Regions from separate parts of the Homo sapiens genome. Here region 1 is linked to region 2. The links are chromatin loops, found by intact Hi-C in ENCODE. Cell type or tissue: heart left ventricle. All regions are shown on one strand. Each heading gives the region's core, and the rest is flanking DNA. Links, peaks and the distances in the headings are about the cores only. Region 1 holds the start of LOC105370182 (a long non-coding RNA gene). Region 2 has its middle 59 kb from the start of LACC1.

Region 1 (15,422 bases), core at 5,712-8,211, 75 kb before region 2:
GAATTACTTTATCGACCTGTAACTATTAAAGGAAATAACGTACAGTTGATTCTCATTGTTTGTGGCAGTTCTATTCCATAAAGTCACTCCAAGTACTGAATTAGCAAATACTGAAACAATGCTCCTTACAGAAATACAGAGTTAGGTTCTTGTGAGTTACTGGTCACAATACTTTTGTCAACCAATCAATACATTCCCTTGTTTTATATGTGTTTCTGTTTAAAGGCACTTTATTCAATATATTTGACTGATTATTTAACATTAAACTCCCAACCAACAGAACTATAACTCATGCCTAGTGGAGATTTATGTAACCATGTATTCTCTGTAAGGCAGACCACAGCCTCCTTGCACATGGGAACGCCAGACAGCACTTCAGCACTAGCTTGGAGGCTATTTGAAACAGTGAAATATCTACAAAAGTGCAAAAAAATGTGGCACTGAATAGACCACCACAAGGACCCCAGTTTATGGTATGAGAGCTGAAACTAAAAGGCAAAGCGTCATGAGGAAGGTGCATGCTCACTGGGGGACTTAAATTATCCTCTGCTCTGTACTTGTCCATGAATGACCATGAAAGCATTGCAAGTATTGATTTTGGGGTCATAAATAAATTTTAGCAAGTAGATGAATGCAGAATTTGTGAATAGTAAGGAGCTACCGTATATAAAGAGCTTAGCACAGTTCATGGTCATGAAACTGTCTAATCGATGTTCACTGTTGTTCTTGTGTGGTTTTTGTTACTTAAGAAAAGCCCCCTGCCAAGTCCTAAGACACAGGAAAGTCACCTCTCACCAAAGGAGATACTGTGTTCTCCAGGACAAACAGTAGGCGGGTCTAGCTCATCAATGAAGCCTCGCATCCCACATAAGAAAAGTGTTGTAAATTTTTCCTAAGAGGTTCCACATTTCACCAGTTAATGGGCTCCTAGTGAGCCCATTCCAGGTTCTCTAGAGTTAAACACTACCAAAGCCTTAGACGAACGCGTGTAGGTCTGAATTAAACATCCCTTTCCCCTCCTGGGCCCCAGCTCTCTGCATCTCACCCTCACCAGGTGTTTATGTTATGTGTGCAAGTGCATGCTACAACAGAATGAACTAATGACCCATCATCAAACAAATTCCACACTCGAACACTTCCCAGTGTCTCATACAAAAGGTGCATTCAGATTTTCATTTCCCTCTTCTTAGTTTTTGTTTCTCAAGTTTCTCCTTTAGCTCTCTGTGTGCCCTTGCATGTTCTCTCCTATTCTTGGAGCATGTTCTTGAAGTGGGTTTATTCCTCCTTTGACTGCCCTCAAGGTTTTCTCTTTCTCTCTCCTCCTTGAGCCTTTGATTTCTGGCTTATTCACTGTCTCAAGTTCCAATTTCTCCCTCCTCCAGCAGATCCCCTTTCTGCAGATCTTTCTATAATTGTGCTTGTTGTTTTCCTCTGGCCGTCTTAACTTCCAAGAATGGCCTCCTCCTTGGCTTGCCCTTTCCTCCCTTGTGGCCCTGGGATGGGGCTGTTTTCTCCGGGGCAGGCCCAGATTGTCGCCTTTCCTCAGCAGGGAGGTGTCTTCTCCCTGCTGTTTTCTTCCTGTGCTTTTTGTTTAGCCCTAGCTGTTCTCTCAGTTTCCCACTTCCCCTTCCTCTCTTATCTTCATCTAAATCCATCACCCTTGACTCATGTGATTTGTAGCTTTCAATTTTGCAAAAATTGCCTGTCTTAAAATAGGTTGTACTTGAACACGCTGTGTACCTCCCTTACAGAACAGCGCATTATTACATGAATCTGGATACACTGCAAGTCACATCCTGACCTCTAAATTGCAACTCCTCACAGGCCAGCCTGTTGTGATTGCCTACCAGTGATGTGCCTTATGTCTTCCAATACCAGACTCAGAAAGACCTGATGCAGTTACTTACAGTTCCAGAATTTTAAATATTATGCCCAAACATTAATTTGCTCTGTGATTTAGGCACTATGATCTTTGCTGCTTTCACTTCCCCTACCCTGCCCCACTTATCCACTCCACTCTCCAATTACTCTCCTGCAACTGCTCTCCTTAGCATTGCCAAGCACTTCCTAAAACATCCATCCAATGACCTTGCCTCGGTACCATTCTCCTTTCCTTCTCAGCAGCATTCAACACTGTTCATTCTTCCTTCAATAAATAGTCATCGAGTGTTTCTCTGTATCAAGCACTGTTCTAGGCACTTAGGATAGGTTAATAAAACAGAGATCTCTGCCTTCATAAAGGTTATATTTTATTGGTGTAGGGAGGCAGACACTATATAACATACATAATATGTAAATTATTAGTAGTGGTTATGAATTAACCACATAGACAAATTAGTAAGTAAATGATCTAGTATTAATAAACAAAAGCTAGAGAAAAAAGGAAAATAGGGCAGGGTAGGGAGTCACAGAGGTGCATGTAGGAGGAAGTCTTGGTGTTGCAAGGGCCGTTGGGTACATTTCACTGAGAAGGTGACAACAGAGACTTGCAGGAGGAGAGAGAGAGAGAGCCATGTGGACCTCAGAGAGAGGGTGCTCCAGGTAGAGGCTATAGCCAGTGCTAAGGCCCTAACAGGACATGTCTGTGTGTTCAGGGAGCAGCAAGGAGGCCAGGGCACTAGAGAGGAAAAAGTTGAGGGAAAGCTCATAGGAAGGCGTCAGAGAGCTACAGAACCCAGGCCATCTAAGTAAGGCCTTGTAGGCCACTGTTGATTACACTCTCCCTTGGCCTCCATACAAATGCTCTGTGCTGGTTCTCTCCTTAGTTTATTTCCATTTCCTCGTTTCCATCTCCAGGGATTCCTGTCCTTGGCCAATCCCCACACAGTTGCATTTTCCAGGTGTCTTTTTCGCATCCTTCTCTGCTCCCTCACCATCTCTCACTTTTTGATCATATCTACTTCCTTGGCTTCTACTATGACTAATTCCTAGAACTTTTTCCAAGTCACTCCTGCCTCCAAGGTACTGTTTCTAACTCGGTATCTCTCCAACATCTCACACTCAGCATGTGACATCAGCTTTCTCTCAAGCCAGTCATTCCTGGGGTCTTTTCTATTTCCATTAATGGCAACTCTATTTCCTTGGCCACTTGGGTTTCAAATCTTGTAGTTGCCATTTTCCTCGTTATCTAATCAGTGTTGAAGGGCTCTTAAATGAATCTGCAAAAAAGGAAACTTCACGTGGGGATTATATATCCAATAGCATTAGGTAGAGTTCACCAGGTCACTTTTAGACCTTTATGATATTGTTGTATTTGCTTACGTGAGTTCTGTATTACCAATAATATTTTCATAATGAGTCTAACAAATCAGAAACTAACTTTGCTTTATGCTCGCATCATTCAAAAGTTTATAATAAAGGGCAATTCCAAGGTAGGACCTGGGTTGTAAGCTTTTCTTTTGGTGCCAGAAACTTCAGATCCTGCCGTTTGCTGGGCCTTCCCTTACCCTTGTTTATCATTTGGATTGCCGTGCTGCAGCTCCTGCCTGACACTTTGATTCAGCATTTTATCCCAGATCCATTCAGGAAGGAATTCGAGGAACGAGCAAAATCCCTGGAAATAATTTATCGAAAGTAACCCATCCACCCTCCAACCTAATGAAAGATTTCATTAGTTACAAGTCTGAGTAACTCACAACCAGCTTCCACTGCCAAAGTCCAGTTTTCAATAGGAAGTCCATCCCTCATCCCATTCCTTCTTGCGCCACAAGGGCACTTTATTTACTCTTTCTCCAGACATTGTTATTTCCTGTGGCACTTCTTTTGCAATAACAAGATGCCAGGTTAATCTCCTTCCCTGCATATCTCTCCCGTTCTCTCCCTCCCTCGCTCCTATCTCTCTCCTGAGAAGCCACTGAATGGCCTACATTTAGGCAAACCAAGAAAGACACAGTTAGACACAGCTTCTCCCTCTTAACAAGTGTTATTTCTCCCTCTTAGAGGCACTGCCCTTCCTGAAGCACATAAATTCTCCTTTCCTGTTTGCAAAACTGTCCACTCTTCTTCCTTTGGGAAAAGGTAGGCAGGCTCCAAGGAGGGGCTATGCTCACTGCATGTGGCACGAGCTCTGTGTTCTGTTGGCCAAGATTCAAAACCAGCACTGGAACAAGACAGTATCAACCACAGGGTCCCTGTGCAGGGTCCCTGTCCATCCCAACAAATGGACGACTCACTTCCAGAGACTGGGCACTCAGCAGCCACGCCCAAGGCCCCAACAGCGTCCTAACATCAGGGCTAAGGCACTAGAGGGTTTGATGGTTCTGAGGCACTCGTGGAGAGAAGAAAGGAGTGGAAGATAGAGGAGAGAAGAAAGCAGGGCTTGGACAGATAAGGCCAGAGGGGATTTCCCCCTTCCCAAGTTGCTCCCAGCCACCAAAGAGTTTCCGGGCCTCACAAAGGCTTTTCCCAGCTCACCAGCCTGTCTGACCACAGCCTAACAGTGAGATCCAGAACAGATACATCCTTAAAGCACTTAGGCTTACTGCAAAAGGCCAGCATAGTTGTGGAAAGAGTCCAGTTTATTTGGGCTAGGGTCTATGGGCTGCGATTTTCTCACACTTGATTTTAGCCTACAGGCTGAGAATTGACTAGGTTGTGATTTCTTAACTGAATTTTGTTGGGAGCTCTGACTCTGAATTTGAGTGCCACTGGCTGCTGCATCTACTTTGTATCAACTCCAGGTGCTCCTCCCACATCTAAGTCTGAGGTTTAAGAAGTACAGTAAAGCTGCTATGAATTCCCAGCTATGGGAATTTTCCTCAAAGCTTCATTGTCTAAACTCTGAACCTCATCATAACCTCAGTTCTGCCTAGCTCCATAACTAGTAGGTTTCACAATTTGATGTCCTCTTGCTGTGCTGACCCACTTGGAACTGGTAAGTGAGTTCTGGACAGGTATTATTGGCCCGTGATCCCTGTAGAAACCAGACTTGCAGAATCGTTTTCAGGCTCCGTTCTTACTGTCACGCGAAGGGCTTTGACTTCTAATAGCCAGGAAGGGAGCCTAGGCAGACAGGATATTCCCTGAGTATAACGGGATCTGGCAACGGGCTGTAGGGTGGGAAAATGTACAAGGGGAGGAGACGCTTGTATGTAAATAGAGACTTATCTAGATTCCAGGGGTATGCATTTGATGGGGCAAAAACCTTGGGAATGCATAGTTGAAACATCTTTGGTTGGCCTGACATATTCTGTCACTGTTTGAAACTAGGAAAACCTCATTGACCAATCTGATTAGCAAATATTAATTAACTAACTCAGTGAAAATGTATTTAACTCAAATGAGCGACAGATGTAATGTTCCATTATAGACCTTATTTAAATATTTATCTGGTCAATTTGGTCAACATTTTAATATTCATTATATATATGGGCATATTCTGGAAAGATACATTTGGTTTTCCAGTTTGCCATCTCTTTCAAGAGGTGTCCTGGGTTATGTAGCTTGTGTCATTTGCAATTAACTGGTTAGCCTTTTAATTGGTTCCATTGTGTGAAGGAGAATGATGGGAAGAACACAAAGGGAGAAGTTTCTGGAAATGGTGTTAAATTTTGACATAACTTCCTAAGCCATCTCTCATTCTTTGCTGACCTGGACTGCAAGGTCAAGTGCACAGATGTGCTTAGGAAGCCGACAGTGCCAGGTGCCCCCAGGGCCTCGGAGGTAGAAGTTTGGGTGCACTCAACTCCCACAGAGCTGACTCTGAGCTCACTGCCCAGACGATTGCAATAAAACCCTCCTTTCACATGAAAGGAAAAAAGAAAAACATAAAACAACCCTGCTCTGTACCGTATTATCCCAGGCAAGCATAGGAAATCAAGTCTGAGTCACCCATTTAAATCCAAAGTGCTATTTTTAGTTGGCAGTGTCAGCTGTTATTTGACATTCATCCTGATGTCTAGGCCTTTTGGCCAGAGTTCTAGTCATTTGCTGATCATTAATGGAGTGGATGAGACAAGACTTATTAACAAGGTTCAGTTTGAGGGTACGGATTGGTGGCATAACGATCTTACCTCTTTTCTGCAGAATGATCAAAGCTCAGCAGCTAACGGCCTGTGAACAAACATTACTCCCATCCACATCTTCCCATCTCCACCCTTCCAGAAATAGGCAGGGTTTTATCAAAGAGCTTTCTTGTTTGATGCTACTCTATAAATATAATTTGGGAAACGTACTATTTTGAAAACCAAGACATTTTTAAAAGGGGCTTTTTTCAAAAACGTAAAGCTGGACTTCACTACTGATGTGTTTATATTCACGGATCACTCAGGCTTTCTGTGGCTCAAGCTTTGTACGTATTCCCAGAAATTTGGCAAACCTTCTTAGGGGAAGCCTCTGGAAAATGTCTTTTGTCCTCAGGCCATTCAGCAAGATCCTAGAATCTGGGGATCAGAGACTACAACCCGGAAGGGACCAGGCTCAGAGCCCTGTGGGGTACTAGGCAGGAGGTAGGTCCTTCAGCCCCTCTCCTTGAGGTTATGTTTACTGCTACCCCTTATGCATCCACCATGCCTTTTGTTTAATCTGGTAGATAAAGCCTTCCTCTTGTTGGTTGTCATGTTTCTAGATTCCAGCACAACACACCTGCTGACTGCCAGGAAGTGCTTTTCACCCCAGGCTGACCAGTCAAGGGAATAACCACAGTCTGGGAACCAGAGAAATTCAGCTGCATGTCTGAAGCAATTTAATTTATCTTAATACATTTTCACAAGTGGAAAATGTGGAGGCCAGCACTGTATAACTTAGTAAATTCAAAATATGGGCAAAAACAATCAAATCTGGTTTTTCCCTAAGTGTGTCAGATGATTTCTTCTGGCTTTCCATTTTACCATGTTATGTAAATGTGTTCAACCAAAGGCAAAGGCTTACATTCTCTCAGAGCTTCGTTATCATCAAGCATTTGAGTTACCGGGAAAACAATTTGGTAATATATGTCAAAAGCCATAAAAACATGACTTTTTTGTGCACGTGATTCCATTTCTTGACATTTTTTGAAATATATCCTCAGGAAATCACCACTGTACACAAAAATTTAGATGACTGAACAATCATCTTGAAACAGACCAAATGTCCAACGAGATAAGTAATGATTAATTCATGTCACAGAATACAATGCAGCCATTTAAAACCTGTATCTGTGAAGAATAGCTAATTGCATGGAGAATATTCCATATCACACACAAAAAAATGATGGAGAGAGAGAAAGAGAGAGGGGTTGAAGGGTTGATGTGGGGGGGTGGGGGGAATGAGATTGGAAGCTGGGAGAAAAGAGAAGAATAGAATGTGAACAGCTGTACTTCTGATATGTGGGACCACAGGGCAGGGGCAAGGTGTGGGCTATTCCTTGGAATGTCAAGATGAGCACATACACTCTCTAGAGGACTTGTCTACTGCTCTGTTGGTTGGTGTTGGTAAGCTATTCCTGAAAATTTTAGAGTACTAAGAAGCAAGGGTAAGTGAAATTATAAGCAAATGGAGACCACATGCCCTCTGCTCAGACCAGGAAGTCACTCCACTTACGGGGCATTCCTGACATGTTTGGTTAAACTCTTCTTTAATTAAAAATAAATACCAATGAAGAGTCCTTCATCTCCAAGCTTTCTTATAACCACAGCACTATGCATCTTCTTTCCTTCCCAGGTGCACTTCTTGAACTATCAAAGTCAACTTGCTTGTAATCTATTCACTTTTCAGCTCATTAAAACTGGGCTTTGACTTCCACTACGTCTTTGAGATTGCATTGACAAAGATCCCCATGTGGCTTCCTGATTGACAATAGACTCTTTCACGTTGTCAACTACTTGGACTCACTTCCATTTTTAATAGCATTTAACCATTTCTTGTTGAAATTTTCTCTAACACTCTCCAAAGAGGTCATTCTCACCTGGTTGCCCTTCTCTTTCTCTCTTACCATTTCTTCTTTTTCTCCTTTGCTGGCACCTCCTACTAGGCCTGGCCATTTCCACTGACCTCCTAAAAAATATCTCCTTATCTTTCAAGACTTAGCTAAAAGTTTAATACCACTGTGGAGTCTTCGTTCACCCACTCAGGTTACCTACTGGCCTCCCCAGAGGCAGACTGAGGTACGGGTTAACTAAACATCAGCATCAGGGCCTTTTATTTTCAAAGACACTGGGTCTCATATGTTCCTGAGGTCCAAGAACTTTGTAAAATTTGCAGCTCTAATCTATTTTAATTGTGACAGGTTAAGTCTAGGGTTTCTTTCTACTCTGATCAGTCCCTAATTCCCTTTGTACAAGTCTCCTCAAGTTGGGTAGCTTGGAATGGCTGAGAGCATTTTGGGGATTCAGCTTAGGGAGAGTTGAGTTAGAGAATCACTTATTTGGCTTTAATAAGCTATATTTATGTGGTTTATAATCACTTCAATGTCTAGTGAAGTGACACTAGCTGTCTGGTGTAGCATTGGCTTCTAGAAATACCTCCTACTGCCCATGGGGCTGATTCACCCTGTGCTGTGACACTCAGGGGCAGGCAAGGCCAGAGGCTACATCACAGTAAGAACGGTCTGATGTGCCCGGCACTTTGTGAAGGTACTTAGGTGGAACAAGGTTTTAAATCTATTGAACTTCTTTCCAATCTTTAAGTATACAAAATTGTAAGAGAATGATTTGGCTTTCAATCAGATCTAGTCAAAAAATCAATTATTAAAAAAACAAAATTTAATGAACCATGCAAGAGGAGAGACCAAATTATGTTTCTGGTCTCTCTATAGAAAATCATATTTAAAAGTCACTGTTACATGAAGACATTATCAAAGAGTACACAGCCAATATATATGAGGAAAAATCTAACAGAGGTTTGTTAGACAGTTTATTAAGAAAAATACCATGTAGGGTTTTTTCCCTTGGATTTTGTGATGTTTGTGGTATTTGTTAGATTTTTTTTTTTTATTTGAAATTTGTTGGCATCTCTTTTCTCACTTTAAATAAAATCCCTTCTATACTTAAATTTATATTTGTAATTTCAAAATTTTTTTCTTAAAGAGAGTCCTGCAAATCACACTAACTTGAGGTTGCACAAAACTGAGTGCCCCTGGCCTCCCCTACAGACCCCATAGCAGCCTCAATTCTTCACCTTGTAGCTCCATTGCTTAGACCAGGCCCAAATGCCCACTGCATGCTCAAAAAATGTTTGCTGAAAAATATTTATCTAAATATTATGATATTTAGATTAATATTTTAAATATTAAATATTATAAATATTTATCTAAAATATTATGATGTCACACTTAGAGTTCACTTGATCTTAATGAAATCAGAGAATAACAGCATTAGTACACCCTCAAAATCCAATCCCAATTCAGAGAAATTGCCTTCAGTTTATATGCTCCTCTGCTCATATAGTGCTTCCTCCTACTGGGTCTCATTTAATCTTTACCATATCCCCAGCTCCTAATAATTTAGAGACAGAATAAAGAAGAAAAGTAGGAACGTCTATCATAGGTGACTCATAGTATAGTGTGCAACAAAGTAAAAAAGAAATTCAAGAACAATGATGGAAAATATCTGCCAAGCACCCCTTGAAACAGTGGGCTCCTGAAATTCCATTATCTGCAGAGACTGCCCAGCAGTTAGGAGAAGAGTCAGGGCCTAATGTCTCATTTTCAAACATCAACTCCTTTGCTTTATGACTTTGCTTTGCCTTAAGGCCTTGCTATTTCAGGTGACAAACTCTACCCAGAGGGCTAAATTATAGCTATCCAGCTAGTTGCTCAGTCTGCAGAGTACACACCCAAAGTCTAGCTTTTTCAAATTTCAATCTGTCTCTTGCTGGTCTTCTGGGGAAAATCTTTACATGGGATTCCAGATACACTTGCCTTAGGTTGAGTCTAATATTGATTCCTTTCTTAAGTCATTGAGTCTTAATTCTGGAGTCATGGCTACTTAATTTGCCCCTTCCTCTGGGTTTTATAATCAGAACCCTATGACCTCACTGCAACCTTGACCTCCACCCTCATTCAAGTTCTTTATTTCTTTGATGACTAGTCTTTCCCTAACATTTAGGTTTTCATAACCATGGAAATGCAGTCCTATTCTTTTATCCTTTGTAGGTATTCATCTGGCATCTTTATCATCAGATCCTTTACCTTGGCATCCCCTCTCTCTATAGTTATTACAAGCAAATTTTCCAAAAATAATTCACATTTTTCTGAAATATAGCTCCTCTGGTTCAATCTGCTTATCCTCCATATTCTGATCCTGTCAGTCAACTTCTAAATAAATATAAAACTGATATCCCCAAACCTATGTCTACAGTCCACTTATCCACTATGCACCTGCTTTCTATGAGAAAGAGAGAGAGAGAGAGAACACAGAAATGAACCCAGGATTTATGAATCAAGGAAAAGGCCTGGATAACCCAATTGAGAAGTCAATAAAAGTAAACACAATATAGTCAGTATAAATAAAAGAAGAGCCCATGGGAAAAACTAGCCATGAAGAAGGCAGAATTCTCATCCAACGTTCTAGAGAAAATAAAAAAGAAGATCTGGAAAACCAAGTTGTGAATGGTCTTCTAGAGAAAATTGAAAAATAAATCTAAAGCCTTTAAGCATAGGACAGATACTTGAAACAAGAAGCAAAATAAAGAACATATACAAGTATATAGCAAGAGAAACATTATCTTCTTCTGTGAAGAAAGGCCAACTAAACTGAAGATACAACTTTTGGGCCTTTGGGGTCCATATGGGAAAACAGTGAAGAAGAAAATCCAATCACCAAGACAACAATGTGGGCAGATGACCTTCATAACTTGTAAAGAATAGCTTTGCAGTTCATTTTTTTAATATGCTGCATTTTGAGATCTGATATTTAAAAGAATAATAATTAGATTAAAATAGAAATACATTAGCACAAGAAATGTAAAAGGTTAAAAAGGGAACACTTAATACATTAATTCATATGAGAATTACTTGGAGGTGGAGTCAAAGTATATTCGAGTCTGAAGATATAGGGACAATGCATTTCAAATACATTAAGAACATTTGCTTCTTGTTTTGGAATAAATTTGGGATGACTCCAAGAAACAGTTATTCATAATTATAAGTTTTTCAGAATCATAAATTCAAAACCAATTAACAATAGTCCCAACCTGGATTTCTCCCCAGTTCCCTTGATAAATTGGCTGTGGGTGTCTCTTGAAAGAGAAATATAACCAAGTTCCATTCGAATTTTTTACAGGCTCTGACATTCTGCCACCAACACACAGGAAGCAAACAGGTTTTTTTCTACTGGTGTTGGTGTACTTTGTGCTCAGAGAATAGAATATCCCAGGGGAGTGTCAAACCATGAGAAAAGGAAAGGTAAGATATTAAAATCTGCATCATCTGGTCTTGGCTACGTTTGGAGGATGGTGTTTTGCACATACGGATAGTGCAACCCTGTGTTTACACTAGAAAACTTTTCCTACTCCAAGTCAGAATAAATGTATACATCTTTGACAAATGAAAGTTTCCACTTGAGAAAACAGGAGCCTCAGGATTTTACTCTCCTCAGATCACTAAATCTTGGTATCTTGGGGTAAACAAAGGCCAGTGACAATATCCACACCGTTCTTCATCCCCCTTTTCACCCCCTTGCTAGGACTACAGAATTTCCAGGGACTGGATATCAGTTGTTAACCAAACACAGTGACCATCACTGCTTTCTGTCAATTCACGAGGAAGCCCCCAAAAGTAATTCTAGCAGTATGAAACGGCAAGAAAAGTAAAACAGAAAGGTGCTTTTCTTTTTGTTTATCCTAGATAATGTTCCCCCAAAAGGATTTCCTAAATCCATTGCAAAGGATTGCATTGTAGACAAATACACTCATACCAGGGAGATGTGTTACACTTTCCTGGTTGTTGCAAAGAAAGACACCCCCATTCTCTTCCACCTCTAACCCCATTCTTATGTCTGTTTGGTACTCCTGACTTTGGCATATTTCCCTGGCAGGGGAGACATAGTTTGTATAATCTCTGAAGTCTTGTCCCAGGAGGAGACCAAACCTTACAAAAAGAGTTGTGTTTCCTGAGGAGGCACTGAATAGCCTCACTGTTTTCTCAGGAAGATACTTATGTGTCCACTTTGTGCTTAATCAACCACAGGCCCAGATAATTCAAGCAAAGAGGTACTGTAAAGAGTTCACATCTGAACTGTTTTGGACAGTTTTCCGGCAAGAATAGAAGTGTTCCAAGTTAGGGCTATTTCTTACACAAGAAAAGCAGGCATTACTTGGTTGACAAGTCTCCCAACAAGCTCAGCTTTCACTTCTTTAGCTGCAGTGAAGGGTATTATCTCCATGAGCCAAATTCCAGGTAGGTACTGTGGTAAGGGTCATCTCGGTCTATGAGGACTCATCAACACAGGTCCCAACTGGAATTTATACATCTTGGGAATATTTTCATTGATGAATTGGAGCCATATTACTTGAATCAAAGGGAAATATCTAATATTCTAAAAAGTCAAACTAGCTCTGATAGTCTCACAAAATTGATATTATTTCAATACAATGTGTCAGTGAAACCTAATTTAGATAGGCAACATTCAAGATTAAGATCACTGGCATTTTAAAAAGATGACCCCTAAATTAGTTGACTGTCCTTCTATTGAGAGACAGGTCTATGTCCCCTTCTCATAAGTCTGGCCTTTATGACTGCTCGAGGAACTGAATTCAGAGAAAGAAACATTATGGTAGTTTTCGTACCCAGGTTTCAAGATACTGGGTTTTCATTATCTATCCCTTGGGATGCTTATTTTTGAGATCCAACCACCATGTTGGAAGGAAGCTCAAGCAGCATCTGAAGAGACCTACATGAAGAGAAGCAATGTCCCTAGCCCACACTCTCACTGACTTCCCAGATAACAGTAACAATTTGCCAGGCATATGAGTGAGCCATCATGAAAGTGAATCTGCCAGCCTTAAGTCAATCTGCCCAAGCTGACCCCCATGTTGAGTAGATGAGTTGTCTTTGCTGAGCACTAAAAAAATTGTATTTTCATGAGCAAAATAAATTATTTCTTGTTGTTGAAGTGTTTAAATTTTAGGGCAGATTATTGTGAAGCAATATATAACAGATACAGTCAACTTGCCACAAGGTATTTTTGCAATCCAAAGATTTAGTATAGATGAGGAGGCAGGACAGATAATCTTGTAGAAGCTATGGCAGATAGAACCTTGGCCAAGGGCACCCCACATGGCAGATGTGGGGAGACTCATGGAGATTTACATGTCACAGATAGCCAAGAACAGGAGGGTGGGCAGAGAGAGGATCTCGACCAGTACAAGTCAAGAAAGAAAGATTAAGGGACCATCAGCTATAAGATACCAACAACAAAATGAGCCTAACACTCCAAAGCAGGTGACAGCCAGGGCCCACTCAAAGTCCAGCACCAGGCCAAGGGTCCCCTTCTCCCCATGCATTAAGGGTATATGAGCTGCACTCCCATTACCCAGACATCGCCTTACGCAGAGTTCCAAGAAAAGGGGAGACATTCAAAAGCCTAAGCAATTATCCCAAAGCATTGATTTAACTCTAAGGAGACAGTTTAAATGATAGAACCAAATTGGACTGAAATTAGTGTGTATGTGGGAAGTGGGGAGAGTTACCACTCAGTAAGCTGGAGCCTCCTGAGGATTTTGTATCCCATTGACCAGTGTCTGTACTAAATGCCTACCGAGTCCTTGATGCTTTCTTATTCTTCCTACCACAGAGTGATTTGATTTCTTTTTTGGCAACACTATTCCCCAGGCTTGCCCGATCATAAAAACTCAGCTGGAGAATTTATTAAAAATACAGATTCTTATATTTTATATATACAGTCCCAACTAGCTCTAACTGAATTAAAATCTCTAAGGGAGAGTCTAGGAATCTGCACTTTTTATAAGTACTTCTGTTGACTCCTGTGATCAATTTGACAAACACTGTTCTAAGTTCTAGCTGAGCTTCACCAGGTTAAATATGATCCCACAAGGCCTCTAAAGTCCTGCTGCCTGACAGGCTGCTCTTGGCTGTGTTTGCAACTACTATGGAAATATGGTGTTACTCTTGTTGGACCACAATTCTTCCTGATTATATTTCTTTCTCCTTAAACGTCTGGGGTCAAAGTGTTATTTCATCATTATGCTTACACACAGCCAAATTAAATTATGCCAAATTTGGTTAAAGATTTCAAGTCCTTTAAGTCATGCAGATGAATCAACAGCTTGGATGGCTACATTTCCATGCTTGAACCCAGCCATCCAGATTGGTTTGGGGTGAATGAGGCCAATCAGAGCAAAGCTAATGGTTCGGGTTACCTGTTGAGGCAAGGGGTGCTCTTTCTGTACCCCAGATGTGAACAGGGATGCGTATATCCCTGTTTGCTAGGGTATTAATTATAATCCTTGGGGGAAAACCCCAGAGTTGAACGTGAATCTACATGTTTAATCTGCTCACCAAGAAAATTTATAATTACTACACCACACAGAGAGCAAGAACCTATGATCCTATCAGACGCAGTCTAGACCCTGGAGAAAATAAAGGTAAAGTAGCCAGGAATCCTGGTAATTTACAGTAAAGAAAGAAGATGGCAACAAATGTGCATGACCTGAAGGCAATTTAAAGAGAATCTGTGGCTCATACAGGAAAAGCCCTTCTCTTCTGGGCACTGAGTCATCAGCGTCAGCCTCCGGAGAGCAGTGCAGGGGATATGTAGTCAACTGCAGATCAGCTGGACACAGCAGGCCCTCTGGATAATGGACTGTTTAGAAAGGGGGACAGAAGGATGAGTAGGATATGGTCCCTGTCCTCCCACAGTCAACAAACTTTTCAGCCTATGTGGGAAGTGGCCAGGGTGTGATCACAGTCCTGTGGGGGCGCCAGGAAGAAGCCACCTGCCCTACCACCAGGGATCAGGAAAGTCTCTGAGAATGAACCTGATTCTGAGAATGAGTAGACTTTAGTTGCTGGATTGTTTGTGTTGTTTCATTTTGTTTTTGTATTTTACCATGTTTTACTATGTTCCAATAAGGATTTGAAGCAATTTTGAGTTGGGATCTTCCAAGTGGAAGTGCATCAAGGGCAGAGAAAACAGCAGAAACTAAGGCATAAAGTCATGATAAATGAATATAGCCAGAATAGTAAGTCAAAAGGGGCAGAGTGGGGCAGTAAGACTTGTGGCATTGACACTGTTAGGAGGTGATATCACCCAGCTGGGCTGGGCACAGTGGCTCACGCCTGTAATCCCAGCACTTTGGAAGGCTAAGGTGGGCAGATCACTTGAGGCCAGGCATTTGAGACCATCCTGGCCAACATGGCGAAATCCTGTCTCTACTAAAAATACAAAAATTAGCCGGGTGTGGTGGTGCACCCCTGTAATCCCAGCTACTACCAGCTACTACCTCAGGAGGCTGAGGCAGGAGAATCACTTGAAGCTGAGAGGCAG
Region 2 (15,422 bases), core at 8,278-10,777:
TACTATACTGTTACTATTATCACTGTTTTACTTTCATGGGAAACTGAGACTATGGGAGGTTAAGTAATTGCTGCAAGGAGCTAAAGAGTAGCAGATCTCAAATTTGTACTTATCTCATTTCAAATCTCATTAAACCAAGTAAAAGATAGGGACTCTTCCTATGGAATTTTGTTGAAGACATTGGGTTCTCTTCCTCACCACCCATGTATTTATTCCTTAATGCTCTTTAATGTATTACTCTCTCTGGGTATTTGCATTTTAAATAAGGGTGCCAGAAAATAATACAAAAGAATTGGCATCCAGTTGAATTTTATCAATCCTGTGGTTCACTCTCCTTAACCTGCCCCACAAAATACCAGATTTCATCTAACTAATTTGTCTTAGGATTGTTCACGGAATTCATACTCTTTAAACAACAAAGGAATGTGAGATCATTATTCCTACAAGGACTTCAGAGTTCAAATGAAAGGAATACCGTGTTGGCACTGCTTAGAGCCTTGGGAAAATGAGACTGCATGTTTAATGAATGAGAGTATAAAAATCATTTTTTGTGGAAATAGATCTATCGTTGGATGTGTTAGCCTTACCTACTACAGGGAGTATCCAGTCAAAATTAAATGACTTCACACCAAGCAAAAGTGCTGAGATTTGCTGATCAGGACTAGGATATGTCAGATACTTTAGAGCTAGCTCTGTGTTTTTAGTATCAAAATAAGTGATTTCTCTCTCTTGTCTCTCTAGATGACTACTGGGGGACTAACAGCTGTTTAAATGCACCAGTATTATGACCTTCTGCCAGTCATAGGTAACATTGTTATTGCCCCGAGATAATTTACCCTCCCAAGTCTCAAGGTTACATTTCCATCATGGAGCCAGTATTTTCCATTCCTCAGATGAGTCTTATTTGTCCAAGTACTTTGTAGCATGGTGCTTGTGTACAATGGTATTGAATATTTACTGGCAAATGCTATAGCCTCATTGTAAAACCGGAAATTAAATATGCAAGTTATTTCTTTACAATGTGATTACTGCCATGATGGTTTAATAATTTGCATTTTGCAATTTGCTATACAACAAGAACAATGTGTTAGTATTAAAAATAATTACAAGAGACCCTGAAATTCTTAAGAGATACACCCTGAGACTTGTACAAATTCCCCAAATCACAGATACCATTATAGCACAGAATTTCTCCCATAAAGTTCAGTCAAGTATTACTAAAAACTTTTAATTAACCCCTTAAGACCTTTAGAATTCTATAAATAGAGGGCTAGACTCATTTATAAGGCTAATAATACAAATTCTGTCTGGAAAACTTATTGAAACTGTTTGTGAATTAGCTTTCTTTATTTCCTTATAGAGCACATGGTAAAAGCATTCATAGCATGGATCCAAGCCACTGCCAATGTGGCATTCCCACTCCATAATTTATCCAAAACTCCTGTTTTTCTGTATATCATCTGTTTCTTTGGTTTTTTAACTTTTTCTTCACTTCTATGCCAGCACAATTTGCTAATTGGTTTTAGTTTAGTTTTTGTTTTTCTGTTTGTTCCTTTGTTTAGCAGAGACATTTTCCATAAGATACAGAGGTTTTCTTGTTTCACAAAAGGCATGCAGATGGGAAGATGAGCTAAGAACCATGAAGTCAGGCTGAGATGAGGATGCTTGCCATTGGATAGGCTATACCCCAGATAAATTACTCACTCCTGCAAACCAGCCTCTTCTCAGTATGTAGGATTTCAATGTGCACCTTGGCAAAATTCAAATTGTTACATTATGTGGACCATTGGAATTACTTGGTAATAGTCAAAACTGTACATGTTAATTATCTGGATGCCTAAGGTCTTGCAATGATTTTTTAAGATTCTAATATAATCTGTAAACATATAGTCTGTTTGACAGCGGTAGGGAGGGAGACTAAATTAGTTAGCCCCATTGTGAGTAAGAAGCTGGGTTATTTGCTTTATGCTTTAGAGACATGACATCATTTAATTCTCCTGGTAACTTTATGAGGCAGGTATATTATTCTTACTTTTACAAGAAATTAAACTCAGAGAAGATTTAAACTTCTCCAATATTACACAACTAATAATTGGCCAGGAAACAATTCAAAGTCAGGTCTGTCTGACCCAACGATGTTATTTTCACTGGAACCTTGCTACACAAAATGTCCTCAGACCACAACCTCATTGTCACCTGAGAGACTGCTGAAAATGCAGAATCTCTGAGAAATGTAAAGCAGCTTATAATTATAGATATTGAGGTCTATCAGATCTCATTGTGGCCTAGGAAAGAATGGAAAGCAGAGAAACTGAGACAAAGAGAGACTGAAGGGGTTAACAAAGTTGAAGTCACTACTTAATTAAAAAGGTAATCTAGCTCTCTAATCTGTTCTTTTTCTCTGGAAACTTTGTACCCTGTCCTTAGGTAGCTTTATATCCTCTGCTTCCAACTATGCTCCTCTTTTCCTTCCCTACTAGTGGTACTGCTCCTTGCTCAGGCCTAACCTAGGGGTCATCTTTAATTATTCTCTTTTCATTGTCCTACATTGTAATGCATCACAAATCCTTTTGGATTCACCTCCAAAATAAATATCAAAAGTCAACCACCTGTCGCCATCACCACCCATCTCTTTCTTGGGGTGAGACTATTATATAGTCCCATAACAATATATATAATAACTATAATGATTGTCTCTTATTCTACTCTTCAAACTCCTGTAAGTCATTTAGTACTCCTGTAAGTCAAAGTGGTATATTTAATTACTTCTAGTAACTCCTTATTGCATTTAGAATAAAGTTCAAATTCCATGATCTGGCCACTGTTTCCATCAGCCTCATTCTCATTTGTCATGCCTGAGTTACACTGACCTTCTTTCTTTTTCTGGAACATGTTAAGCTCATTGTCACCTCAGGGCCTTCATATTTCTTTCTGTCTGGAATGGTACATGCTACTCCCCCAGATCTTTCTGTGATCTTTCTCATCATTCACATCTCAGCTCCTTAGAGACTTATCTGATCATCATAACTAGAGTAGCCTCGCCTTGTATCTGATCTTCTATTTCATTTTGCTGTTTTATATATTTTTATAGTACTGTTGCAGGTGGATGCCCAGGGAACCAGAGAGTGAGTAGTGGTTTTGCATGGAAGAAGTTATTAGAGGTACTCTTGATCAACACCTGAAGAAGGGAAGGAAAATAAGAATGCTGGGAAAAGGGAGAAATTAGGCTATAACTGCAGTCTCAACAAAGACCTCAGCCAGCCCCACAGGGAGTTCTGAAGCTAGAATGGCTTTTTAGAATATACCAAGTTTCAAAACGAGGAGACAAGTCTTTATACCCCCAACATTGGATGCTAGCTGCCCCAAGAAGTCACAGCAGCTCTTAAGTTGAGACAATTTCCAAAGACACCTGAAAGCTAAAACTGTCTGTTTGCAACATTCTCAACCTCTTGAGGAGTAAGATTTTAAGTATTGAATAGGAATATGGGCAACATTTCACCAGAGTCCACCCTTTGAATCCACTGCTTTGTATAAATTCTGGAGGCAGCTTAGTTAGGATGCTGGGGCATCTGATTCTCAGTGAAACTTATTGAGGTTTAGTGGAATAAAATACATCTCTAGCCACTGCAGCCAGTCTTGGGATCACATTCTCCCTCCTCTACTCTCCATTCTATATGCTCCCTAAACTCACCTAGAAACTCCACAGGTTTATTTGTCTTGCCTGGTAACATGAACCAGACCCTTATCCTGTGGGGTCTGAGCTCTCAATCACCATGTCCTTCTCTGATTATGGCTTTTGCACTTGTCTACTATTGTCAAACTTGGGCAAAGGAATAACAAGAGGCACCTAAATAAATAATGTGGGTGCCATATATATTCTTCCCTGTCTCCATTGTATAACAGTAGCCCAATGTCCTAATGATGCCAGGAAGCATCCCCTTCTTGCCTGTCGGTCCCTTAGCACGAAGATCTCAAAGTGCCCAAGAGTCAGCTTCAGCTTATAGTTTAGTAAGATTCCTGCTGTGTCCTCTGGTGAAAGCATTTCCTCTCTGGGAACCAGGACCACTAAACCCACAGAACCCAGAGATGCCAGGAAAGGAAGATACATCCCGCAAGCAGATAACTGGGAGAGATGAAGGACCATTCATGCCTCTACCCCTTAATTCCAGGACCCATGTATTCTATCTAGTGGGGATGTAGCACTACATAAAATTCATTGATTACTGGTAAGCACTGCACCCTAGATAATGACACCCATCCCCACAAAGTATAATCTCAAAGTTCCTGCTTCAGCTGTTCTTTGAACATACCTTTGCTCTGCTAATCCAGCAGCTTCTGGTGGTGCAGTATATGAGAGGATCGGTGGATTTCTTAGTCATGTGCCCACTACTGCATCCCCTTTCCTTTAAAGTGAGTCCCTAACTCTGAGGCCAGTATGAGTCATTCCATGCTCATGGACAAACACTGCATAGGTCCTCAAGTAGTAGTGCTGGTTGAAGCTCTGTGGAAAGGAAAGACAAACTTTTACATACATTCCCCAAATATATTTCTATTTCTATCAAAATAAGCCACTACTCTTTCCAGGGTGGAAAATGTCTAATGTGTTTAACTTGCCACCAAGTGGCTGGTTGGCATTCTGGAGGGTTGGTGCTGTACTGGGGACTCGGCATTGATCTCTGCTGCTGGCCATGCTGATTTCTGTTGGGCTCAGGCATAGTACTAATCTCTACCACCAGTGATGGTGTCTTTACTCCTAGCTAGGCAGCAGGTCATCCAGCCCCTAAATGCTAAATCAGTGTCTGTTTCCTTGATATTCTGCTAGTACTAACTGCTGCAGGTCAGGACTCCCAAGAAGTAGACTGAGATAAAGATTAATAAGTAGAAAGTTTGTTAGGGAGTCCTCTTGGTCCTCACTGATGGAAAGGATAGAAATAGGATTAGGCAGAGGAAGAAGTAGGGTTGTGATGTGGTCCCAACAAGGACCAGAGCTAATCCTACCAAAAGATGGAATCGACCTTCAGAGTTGTCCTGAGCTGGGTTAAGGGGGTCCAGTTATTGGAAATGACTACCCTATAGGTAGGAAACATGACCTTTGGCAGGGTAACTCTCTTCAGATAAGGCAATTCCCAAAGAAAACTATGTTACTCAGGGTTCTCCAGTGAAACAGAGTCAATGGGATGGATAGATAGATAGATAGAGAGATAGATAGATAGAGGATTTATTATGAAAATTGGCTCACATGATTATTGAAGCTGAGAAGTTTCATGATAGGTCATTTGCAAGCTGGAGAACCAGGGAAGCTGGTAACTTGCTTCAGTCTAAGTCCAAAGGGCTGAGAAACAAAGACCAGAGAACCTGAAGTTCTAATGTCCAAGGGTAGGAGAAGACAAGTTTCCCTGCTCCAGAAGAAAGAGCAAATTCAGCTTTCCTTTGCCTTTCTGTTCTATCCAGGCCTTCAGTGGAATGGATGGTGCCACACACATTGGGTGAGGATAGATCTTCCTACTCAGTCTATTGATTCAAATGCCAATCTCTTCCTGAAACAACTCTACAGACATACCCAGAAATAAAGCTTTACCAGCTGTCTAGGTATTCTTTAATCTGGTCAAGTTGACCCATCAAGTTAACCATCACAGGGACTGAGAGGTGAAGGCTATCTACAGACAGCATTCCTAGTGACTAGGGAAATAAGAACACCATACCTGAAGGGGTGTCTGGGAAGGCTATGGTAGAGCTCATTACAAGTATGTGTCATTATGTGAAATTATTTTACTTAATTTTTTCTCTCATTTATTAAATATCTACGCTAAGTAAAACTAGACACTATGAGGGCTAATAACTTATCTACTTGGCATGTAGTAGGTAGATTCTCAACAAATATTGTTGAATTTTGAATGAGTAAATTAAAACTGATTATAACTCCTATCAAAATAACCAAATATAATTTATAGAATGTTATTTGAGGGTACAATTTCACTGATAGATTGGAAGGATTTTTGTGTGTTTTTTGTTGCTCTCTTCTTCCTTTCTTCCTTCCTTCCTGTTTGTCTTTTTGTAGTTCAAAGCCAGAATATAAAGGTCTATAGAAGTCATAACCAGATACCTCAAAATCATTCATTTTTTGGATGCCATCAAAAGAATTGTAGATATTTGGAGGAAGGAAGGAAGGAAGGGAGGGAGGGGAGAGAGAGAGAAAGAGAAAGAGAGAGAAAGAAAGAGAGAGAGAGAGAAAGGAAGGAAGGAAGGAAAGAAAGACAAAGAAAGAAAGAGAAAGAAGAAAGAAAGAAAGAAAGAAAGAAAGAAAGAAAGAAAGAAAGAAAGAAAGAAAAAAAGAAAGAAAGAAAGAAAAGAAAGAAAAGAAAGAAAGTAAGAAGAAAATAAAAGAAAACAGCCTTAGAAATTAGTTTGCCCACCCCTGGAAGAATTCGTATTTAGGAGTAACGGCATGAGGAAAAATAAATTGAACTGGAGTATTTGGGTGTGCGTTTATGTGGCATAAACCTGGGAGAGCTGGTTGCTCCCAGCAGCTGCTATGGTGAAGCCGAGACCACATCCCTTGCATATTGAAGCCGTAATAGTTTCAAGAGATGTCACCTTTGTGAGGCAAGGGCTGGAAAAATGCTGTTGTTATAAAGAGCACATTTTGGGGTAGATTCTTTCTCCAGCTTGGGGCAAAGTTGCAAGGGTGAACTGGAAACACTTTAAGGTCCATTACAAGTTTAAAATGTGATGGAGGAGTGAAAAAAATATCAGAGTTTGGTGACTGGAATTTCTGGAGCAGTTCAGATGGTAAAGTTATGGCTCCAAGCACCAAAGGGTTACCCTATTAAACTTCAGGAAATGTCTGGGCCTCCAGTGATATTTTACTCCAACTTCAAATCACAACTTCAATTCACATTTTAAAGAAAACTAAGAAAAAAAATTAAGCTGTTTTTAAATTATATACATTTACCAATTAGATGAAAACCTAGATGCCAACTTGTTACAAAAGCCAAGTGGAACTGCAGTTTTTATCTGTAGTTACCTAAAGAAAACCACGCATAAATTTGGTTAATATTTTATATCTATAACTATATATCTATGTACATTTACATATGTAGACAAATAAAGATATATCAGATGCCAGCTGACTTCCAGATAGTGATTTGTAATATTCTTTTGAAGATAATACCTTCATAACCATCTTTTTTTTTTTTTTGCTAGGATGTCTAGCCAAAACACACTTACTTTTCATAATGGCATGAAATATGTGAAGAATAAGAAAAATTACCTATGAAAACAGCTAGTGCCAAAATCAAATTGAAAATTCAAGGAATGCCAAAGTCTGAAAGGGCGTTATGTGTGCACACTAGTGAGCTGAAGTGGTCAGCCAGATTCACCAAACAGCTCTCAGTTCACTTGCAAGGTCCATTATAGGATTTTCTCATCTGCCCTGTTCTTTCTTCTTTGGCTTCTGCATGAACCTAAATAAATACATTCTTTACCCAGAAGGGTGTGTCCACCCTGTGGTGTGGGTCTGGTGATTGGCTTCAGGAAGGAACTAAGTATTGAAATTGGCTGTGGACACCATGGTCTACATTGCCTTTGAGCCACAGTCTTGTTTGCTTAGGGAGAGGAACAGGCTGCAAGGAGGAGGCACCTTCTTCCTCCACTGCTGAATTTCAATGAGCAGAATCTATCAACAAAGTCAGGGCAGTGTAAGGCCTGACAGGCCCTGGGCCTCTTCTGGGCTGAGGCCAGATGGGATTTGAGCCTGATGCAGAACTTGTTACATTTAATATTAAAGAAGCATGAAGCAATAGCATGACCCAGGGAGGCGTAGAAGTTATGGCCAGGCAGCCTTCTCTTTCCTGCCCTGCTGTCTGATGCTACTCAGAAATAAAGGCATCTTCTTTTTCAGATAACTATATAAACAATACATAACAGGTGCTAGTTACACATTTTACTACCATAATTCACAAAAAGAAAATGCCACAGCTTATAAATTGTGTGTGAATTTCGAATTTCATTTTGTCCTTAAAATGATTTCCTTTCCCTAAAACTTGAAAGCCAGTACATTCAGTTGCCTATATAAATTAACTCAACAGTTTGGGGTATGCCTGGAGAGCAGGCCTAACTTCAGTACCAGGCTTGCCAGATTCAAGGGTTCAAGACAGAGCCTGGTCTGTTTCTGGTTTTATCTAGCTGTGTACTGGTGGGAAAACATTTCACAGTGGTATCTTGTTCAGTATTACTCCTCCTAGGGTGTCTCTGTGCCCTCTCAATTTATTTCACTGACAAAAAGCATGTTTTTAATCTGTCTGCATCACTGAACTGACTGAGAAAACAGAGAGCACAAAATAGATTCTATTCCTTGTGAATTATTAAAGCAAGTTGTCAGCAACTGTAAATCCTGCTAACGGATGACAGCCTCAGAAACAGAGAATACAATCTGTACAGCCTAGTGGAACAAAAGAAAGAGAATCACTTCTTGAATGGAAAATTGAAGAAATTCCTATTTAAATTTAGAATATGAATTTCAAGGCCATCCTGACCATCAACCCAAATCCAAATTAACCAATAAGTCCTTTTAAGCCATGGTTGGATAAAGTTTCATACCATTTTGTTATTGTTGTTGTTCTTGTCTTTCCTTAATACCTTATCTGGTTGAGAGCAGAATCAGCCAGAGTGATTTAAATGATGTTTCAGAGGAAAAGTTTGTGGGCACTTAATATAGATACCTTTTAAAGCCTTTGTAAAAAGATGTAAAAATTGTACATAAAATAAAACAAATGTATGACTTTAACCACTAAATGAAACTAAAATAAAGGATACTGAGTTCATGTGAGTTCCATTCTCCCTTTTGCCAATTCTAATTCATTGTCTATTCATTTGGCAAGTGTTTGCTGGAGTCACACAATAATTTATTTCCTCTCTGTTCTTTTTGCAGCAAATACTCTTGGGAAGGTATTTAGAACTTCCTGGCCAGCAAAAGAATATGAAAAAAAAAGTCTTTACTATAGTGTTAACCAAAATTTTTTTATTTCACCAGTTTGGGCGTTTATTTGTATCCATCCTACATTAGAAAATGCCAGGGAGTAGCTAAATATTAATAATGTTGTTTTTCTTTTTCAAGAAACACCATGAGCGCCACAGACTCTGATTCAAAATGAACTCATGGCCTAACATCAATGAGACACCGAGCACCAGATGTCAGGTCCAGAGCTGCCCTGCCTGGGGTGTGAAGGGGCCCCTCCCCTCTCTGAGCCTCAGTGGCCCCACATTCATATGACCTGAAGAGTAAATGCCTCCTGAAGTTTTGTACTTGAGGCACCTCACTCACCCACCCTGGTCCAGTCCCTGCCTCAATGTTACTACTTTGGTAAGCTTTATGACTCCAGAACCAACAAGTATGAAGGGCTTTCTTTATTCTGTCTCTTCACAGTGTAAGATGGGTGAAAATTTTAACAGTTCACCTTGCCTCCAAGATTAATCACACTCCCAAAGCCCAGCAATAGTGGATGCTTTCTACATGAGCTGCCTCAAGTTGGGGTTAAAGAAGCATTGCTGCCCCAAGAGTGTTCAGAAATTGCATCGAGGGCAGTGTCTGAATGCTGACACTAGACTGTTTTGCTCAACAGTGATCGCTCCTTTGGTTCTTGTCTTGTGCTTTAGCCCTGATTTTTGCTAACTGTGACATTTGGCTTTAGTTCCTCTTGAGTTTCTGCCTCCTGGCTTCCACCTTGTCTCAGCAGCAGAACTTCCAACTCTGACCGTTAGCCATGTCCTTGATCTGGTTTGTCGTGTGGATTCTCTTTGGGTTTCCTGCCCTCTTTTCCCCACAGTCCTGGGCTAAGGTCTGGAGGCCATTTCAAAATCCATGACGGTCACTGTGAGTGTGTCCTGGAAGCGAGAGAGGAGGCCAGAAAAACGTTTTCTAATGCTCTTTTCCTACCATATAAAACAGATTTTAAAAAATATATTTTGCTCTTCTGGAATGCATAGGTGTGTTACAAAAATTAACATCTGTGAAGCCTGTGTAGATTAATGTGAAAAGCATTTGTGTAGAAGAGTGCCAAGCTATTGCCTTGGCAACAACTCCACAATAGAAAAAGAAAACCTCTAACATCAGCTATAATTACAAAGTAAGGCGGCTGCTTTTGTTTTTACCAACACAGCAGCTCTGTACTTCCAGGTGCCAGTTATCCCCTTCAAATTAGCTATTGTGATAAATTATCAGTTATTTCATCTATTTCAGCAGTAAACCTCTGTCCAAAAAATTGTTTGGAATGACCTTTTGGTATTTCCTTTATGACTGGTAGCAGGGACATTAAAAAAAAAAATCCTTAATGGTAAAAAGTCTTTGTCCTACCAAATGTGGGGGGAAATTTAGCCATAATCTAGGAACTATTGGAAAGAGACAGAGACAGAGACAGTGACAGGAATGGATAGATAGATGATAGATAGATAGATAGATAGATAGATGATTGATAGATAGATAGATAGATAGATAGATAGATAGATAGATAGATGATAGACAGACAGAGATTATGTCTATCACTATTAGACCTGGCTCTAAAGTAGTAAGGTAGATGTGTGCACATGTATGCATGCACGTGGGGCAAAGGGGAGGCAGGTGTATGTGTGAGGGAGTGAGAAAGAGACAGAGAATATCCTAGGCATTCCAATTTGTTGGTGGAGTGTGATTTTATTTCTCACCAAACAAAGGAAGCAAATCTAACAGGCTGTGCATGCTACAACTTCCACTCTTGTCAGGAAAATTTCTCAGTTTCAGTCTTGATTGGAAGCAGAAATTTTTTTGAAGCACAGATGATTTGTCAGCTGGAAGGCAGAAGGTCTCTTGGGACACACCACAAGAATGTCTTTCCTCCATCCAGGAGTCACACAGTCTTGTCATCATCTCTGCTGCTGCAAACCAGCCAACACGGTTAGATGTACAGACTTGTGAACACTTTCAATTGGATTTTTGAGAAAAAGGTTACCCTCCAAACTGGTCAATTTGTTCCTAAGCTTCAAGCTCTCTCTCCCTTCCCCATCCAAAACACTTCCTTCTTTTTCTGCTTCCACTAGTCTTTATTTCATTATTCTCTCCCTCAGACCCCTCTCTGCCTCTATAAAGATAAGCAATTATTTTAAGCTTCAAACAAGATGCTGACCCTTGGGGGGCCTTCAAATGCAGAAAGTCTGGGAGAAGATGGAGGATTTGCAGATCAACAGCTCCCTAGTTGATACTCTGGGATACTTTGCAGTTAAGACTAAGGGACTGATGCTGATAGTTTTACTACCTATAGAAAAGTGTGCAAGTAAAGAGAACCAAAGCCTCTCCCCTTCTCTTGAGGAATCTGCTTGCTGCTTCCCTTCCTGTTGGCAGACAATTCAATTTTCAGGTGCCCACAAAGAGGCAGAAACATTCTTACTTTATGAATTCTGGTATTTCTTAACTCATACTGTATATGATTCCTGACCAACATTAACAATGGACTGAATTCCCTGGGATTATAATATTCCCTGAATCCCAGGGTATCTGCCTGTCAGATTCTGGTGAGGACCACCTGAGGCTAAATCAGGACGAAGGCATTCATCCTGTGTTATTGCTCCTAATTCTCCATGGTGCTATTCAACTTCTCACTCTGTAATTGGCATACTACCTTCCCAATTTGCCAGGACTGGCGATTTGCCACATTTCAGAAACTACTTTTGTGTATGCCAGATTATACTGAGGTTCCATGTTCATGGGGTTTTTAAAATCTCTTTTAATCCCTTTGATTGATAGATTACTAAAATATTTCAGGGTGGATTTGTTGGGTCTGTTTTCCTGTTGCCTAAATTCAATTTAGTTTAATTTATATATGGAATTATTACTACAGATAAATATAATCTTTAGTAAGAATTCCATAATTCCATATTTAAAGATGCAGGGGGGAACATACAAATTTAAGGCACAGTTTACATTCTAATTGGGTAGATAATTCAAGCACAAAGAGAAACATAATATAGGACAGAGTAAGGTGTTGTGTCCTAACACATAGAAAGTTATTCATTTACTACTATTCTGTCATGTGTTGGCCATCAGGAATGGGATACTTATGAGAAAAAAAGATGAACAACACAAAGAAGGAAAAGGGCTCTATCAAAGATAGATAGATAGTTAGATAGATAGATAGATAGTTCTTACCAAAGATATGACTAACATTGAATTCTGAGAGGGGCCTGTGCTCCTCTAGCCACACCAGAACCCTCTAAATAGTGTTAAATCAATCTGTTTTCAGGGTATAAGGGTGGAAAGCTATTAAATTATTTTTGTAATGGTGAAATTCAAAGAATAGAAGAGACCTCACAGACCACTTGAGCCAACCTTCCAGAAGAGGCTGAATTCCCTCTTTCAACAGAAATCTCCCTGTATCAGTGAGAGCCCTTCCACTAAACAAACCCAAAAGTGATTCATTCACCTCTTATTGACTCAGCAGCTCATTCCCTCTTCAGACAACTCTGTTCAACTTTCTTACACTAAGAGGAAATCTGTTTCCCTAAAATCTACACCAGATGGACATCTAAACCCTTCCAAGAAAGCCCTTGGATGTTTGAAAACAGGTATTGTGACCCACCACCCATCCTGTTGCCTGTCTCATCCCACCACATTTTTCTCTTCTACAACTAAATTCCCTCAATGGATATCCAATTTCCTCAATGGATAGCGCCCTTCACAATTATTTTATTTTGTTAAAATGTAAAAATAATAAGTGACTATTGTAGAAAACACAAAAAATATAAAGAAACAACCCTACAAGTGTGTGATCTAGTTGGAAAGATAAATGTGTGATAAGGATGCTATAAAAGCACAAAGAAAACTGTACGTGGCATAGCCCAGAGGTACGAAAGTGCATGATATTTAGAAAACTGGAGGACCTCATTCTGGGAAATGATCTGTATGAGAGAGGGGTAAAAGATGAAACTAGAGATCTAGATGGGCAGAAACCAAATCACAAAGGACTCTATGTGTTAAGACGTTTTATTTTTCTCCTAAAAGTTGTAGGGATACATGCCATTAATGTGTTTAAGGAAAGGAGAGATAAGATAAAATGTTTGTTTCTGAAAGGCCATTCTGCTGGCAGAGTGAAGAAAGAATTGAAAGGAGCAAGCTAGGATCAAGAAGAGATCAATTAAGAGGTTATTGCAGAGAAAGAAGTGATGAAAAACAGACTGGCAGCAATGTGGGAGTGGGAGAGAGGCATGGAAAAAATATTTAGGTGATAGAGTCATTATGATTGGTGTTCAATCGAAATTTAGAAGTGAAAGGGTCTGGGAACTGAGTGCATGGCAATTTGAGGAACTGAAATACTCAATGTGGCCAGAACAGAGTTCATTTCAGAAAAGTGGTAAGAAATGAGAGTAGAGGTATGATTGGGCCTGGTATAGGCCCTTGAAAGAGGGGTAAAGGAGTTAGAACTTCATACCCAGGACAATATGAAGGCTTCGAAGAATAGTCATCAGAAGAGTGTCCTAAGTAAGAGTTCCATTTTCAAAAACCATTCAGGTTTCAGTGTGGACAATGAATTTTAGGGAAGGGGGTAAGATAGGAGGTAGAGATAAGAGTATTGCAATAATCCATCCACATGAGACAACATGGTAGCCTGGATAAGAATAGTAGGACTGGAGAGTGGTGGATTAGAAATACTTAGAATGAACTCCAACAGGACTTAGTTATTGATATGATTATAACATTATAACATAATACCTCAAGTCTAGTACACATCTACTATGTGCCTGGCACTGTGCTCAGCAGTTGGTAGGGTGAGGTCAGAGAGTAAGAAGCCATGGATAATTCTTAGGATTTTTCTTTGGTCAATACAGGAGGTAAGGGCAGGTTGAAAAGAAAGACAAGAGGTTCTAGTTGATGCAGGAATATCAATGAACAGTGGAACATACATGTCTAAAGTTCAGGAGAGAGATTGGGCTAGATTTGGGAATTATTACCTTAAAGGTGGCAATTAAATAGATGAGAGAAGATGAGGTTCCTGGGAGAATGTGCAGGGTAAGAAGGGACCGTGGTCTAGATTAAAACACTAAATAAAGAACAGAGGAAGTCGGTGACTTTTTCTGTTGACCCAGAATTGGTACTTAAGCCTGTAGCTGACAACTACTGGTTGTAAGTGCCTAACATTATAAACATAAGTATCAATAATCTGTGCTAAATGTTCCTTCTAGGACTTACTAAGAATTTCAGACTTGCCCCTACAATAGTCATCCCTTGAGTAGATTTACCATGAAGCTAATGAAACTTAACCTTTAGGGTCTCTCACTTGCACAGGCTGTTTCTACTGTCTCAATAATATATTTACAAGTCATATGTTGTTATAAAGTTTGAAAAAGTAAAATGCTTTAAATACAACCATTAAGTCTATTCCAACTTCTCTCCATCACACTTTCCTAGAAACATTAGGTATAACAGGTTTTTGAGTTCTTCTAAGAGGATATTGAGTTGGGGACTCATTTAGTTTGGGTTTAGTGGGGTATTTTATGTAATTCATAGTCACTTCCAATGTATAGTTAAGTTACTGCTAGCTGCACTGGTATAGGAGAAATGTTCGTAAAACGCTCACCACACCAATCACTCAGAATTGTGACAAAATAATGCATGGCCAGAGGACATACAGTGATATGAACATTGCACTTGCCACTGGAAATACACAAGTAGCAAAGAAAAACAATATGAAATGCTTGGAACTAGAGGCTAGTCCTTTAGAAAATTCTTCCAAATCTTACAAATCATATATGAAACTAATTTGGTCAAGGTTTTCCCAAATTTGACAAAAATCCTAAAAATGTATCTAACTATTCCTATAATGAGTTGTGAAAAAGTTTATCCTTTGAAGAATCAAAGGGTAAAAGAATACACATCAAAATTATATTAAAGAAATTAATTTAAGGTTGAGCACAGTGGCTCACACCTGTAATCCCAGCATTTTGGGAGGCCGAGGCAGATGGATCATTTGAAGTCAGGAGTTCAAAAGCCTGGACAACATGGTGAAATCCTGTTGCTACTAAAAATACAAAAATTTGCCAGGCAGTAGTGGTGCATGCCTGTAATCCCAGCTACTCAGAAGGCTGAGGCAGGAGAATTGCTTGAGCCTGGGAGGCAGAGGTTGCAGTGAGCCGAGATCACACCACTGTACTCCAGTCTGGGCAACAGAGTGAGACCCTGTCTCAAAAAACAAAGAAAAAAAGGAAAAAAGAAATTAACTTAAAGACATGTCTTTTTTCCAAATTTCTTGTAGTAATTGTCAAGTTTCCAAAATGTGTAATTTAGTATGATCATTAATAAAAAATAAATAGAAAAAGCATAGAGGTATTTGTTTATTTATTGTATTATTTTTGTAGAGAAGGTGTCTTGCTATGTTGCCCAGGCTGGTCTCAAACTCCTG

Evidence for each region. A loop is a pair of places that touch in the nucleus more often than their neighbours do. Peaks named below come from ENCODE experiments on the same cell type or tissue, not always from the same donor. Only the 100,000 strongest peaks of a DNase experiment are listed, where the experiment ranks them.
Region 1: it touches region 2 in a loop (2.6-fold over the local background); 6 of 110 quality-filtered maps call a loop at or near these places.

The regions. Positions count from the first base shown.
Region 1 is chr13:44,004,286-44,019,707 of GRCh38, reverse strand. LOC105370182 (a long non-coding RNA gene) reads left to right here and starts at 4,666. Exons shown (of 6, transcript XR_941918.3): 1 at 4,666-4,873; 2 at 6,358-6,446; 3 at 11,199-11,320. In heart left ventricle, for the core only: no CTCF peak of the experiment used is centred there; no DNase peak of the experiment used is centred there; H3K27ac peaks cover 913 bases.
Region 2 is chr13:43,931,502-43,946,923 of GRCh38, reverse strand. No RefSeq gene overlaps it. Among named protein-coding and RNA genes, the nearest start is that of LACC1, 59 kb to the right of the region's middle. RefSeq lists a silencer at 13,261-13,400. In heart left ventricle, for the core only: no CTCF peak of the experiment used is centred there; no DNase peak of the experiment used is centred there; H3K27ac peaks cover 1,234 bases.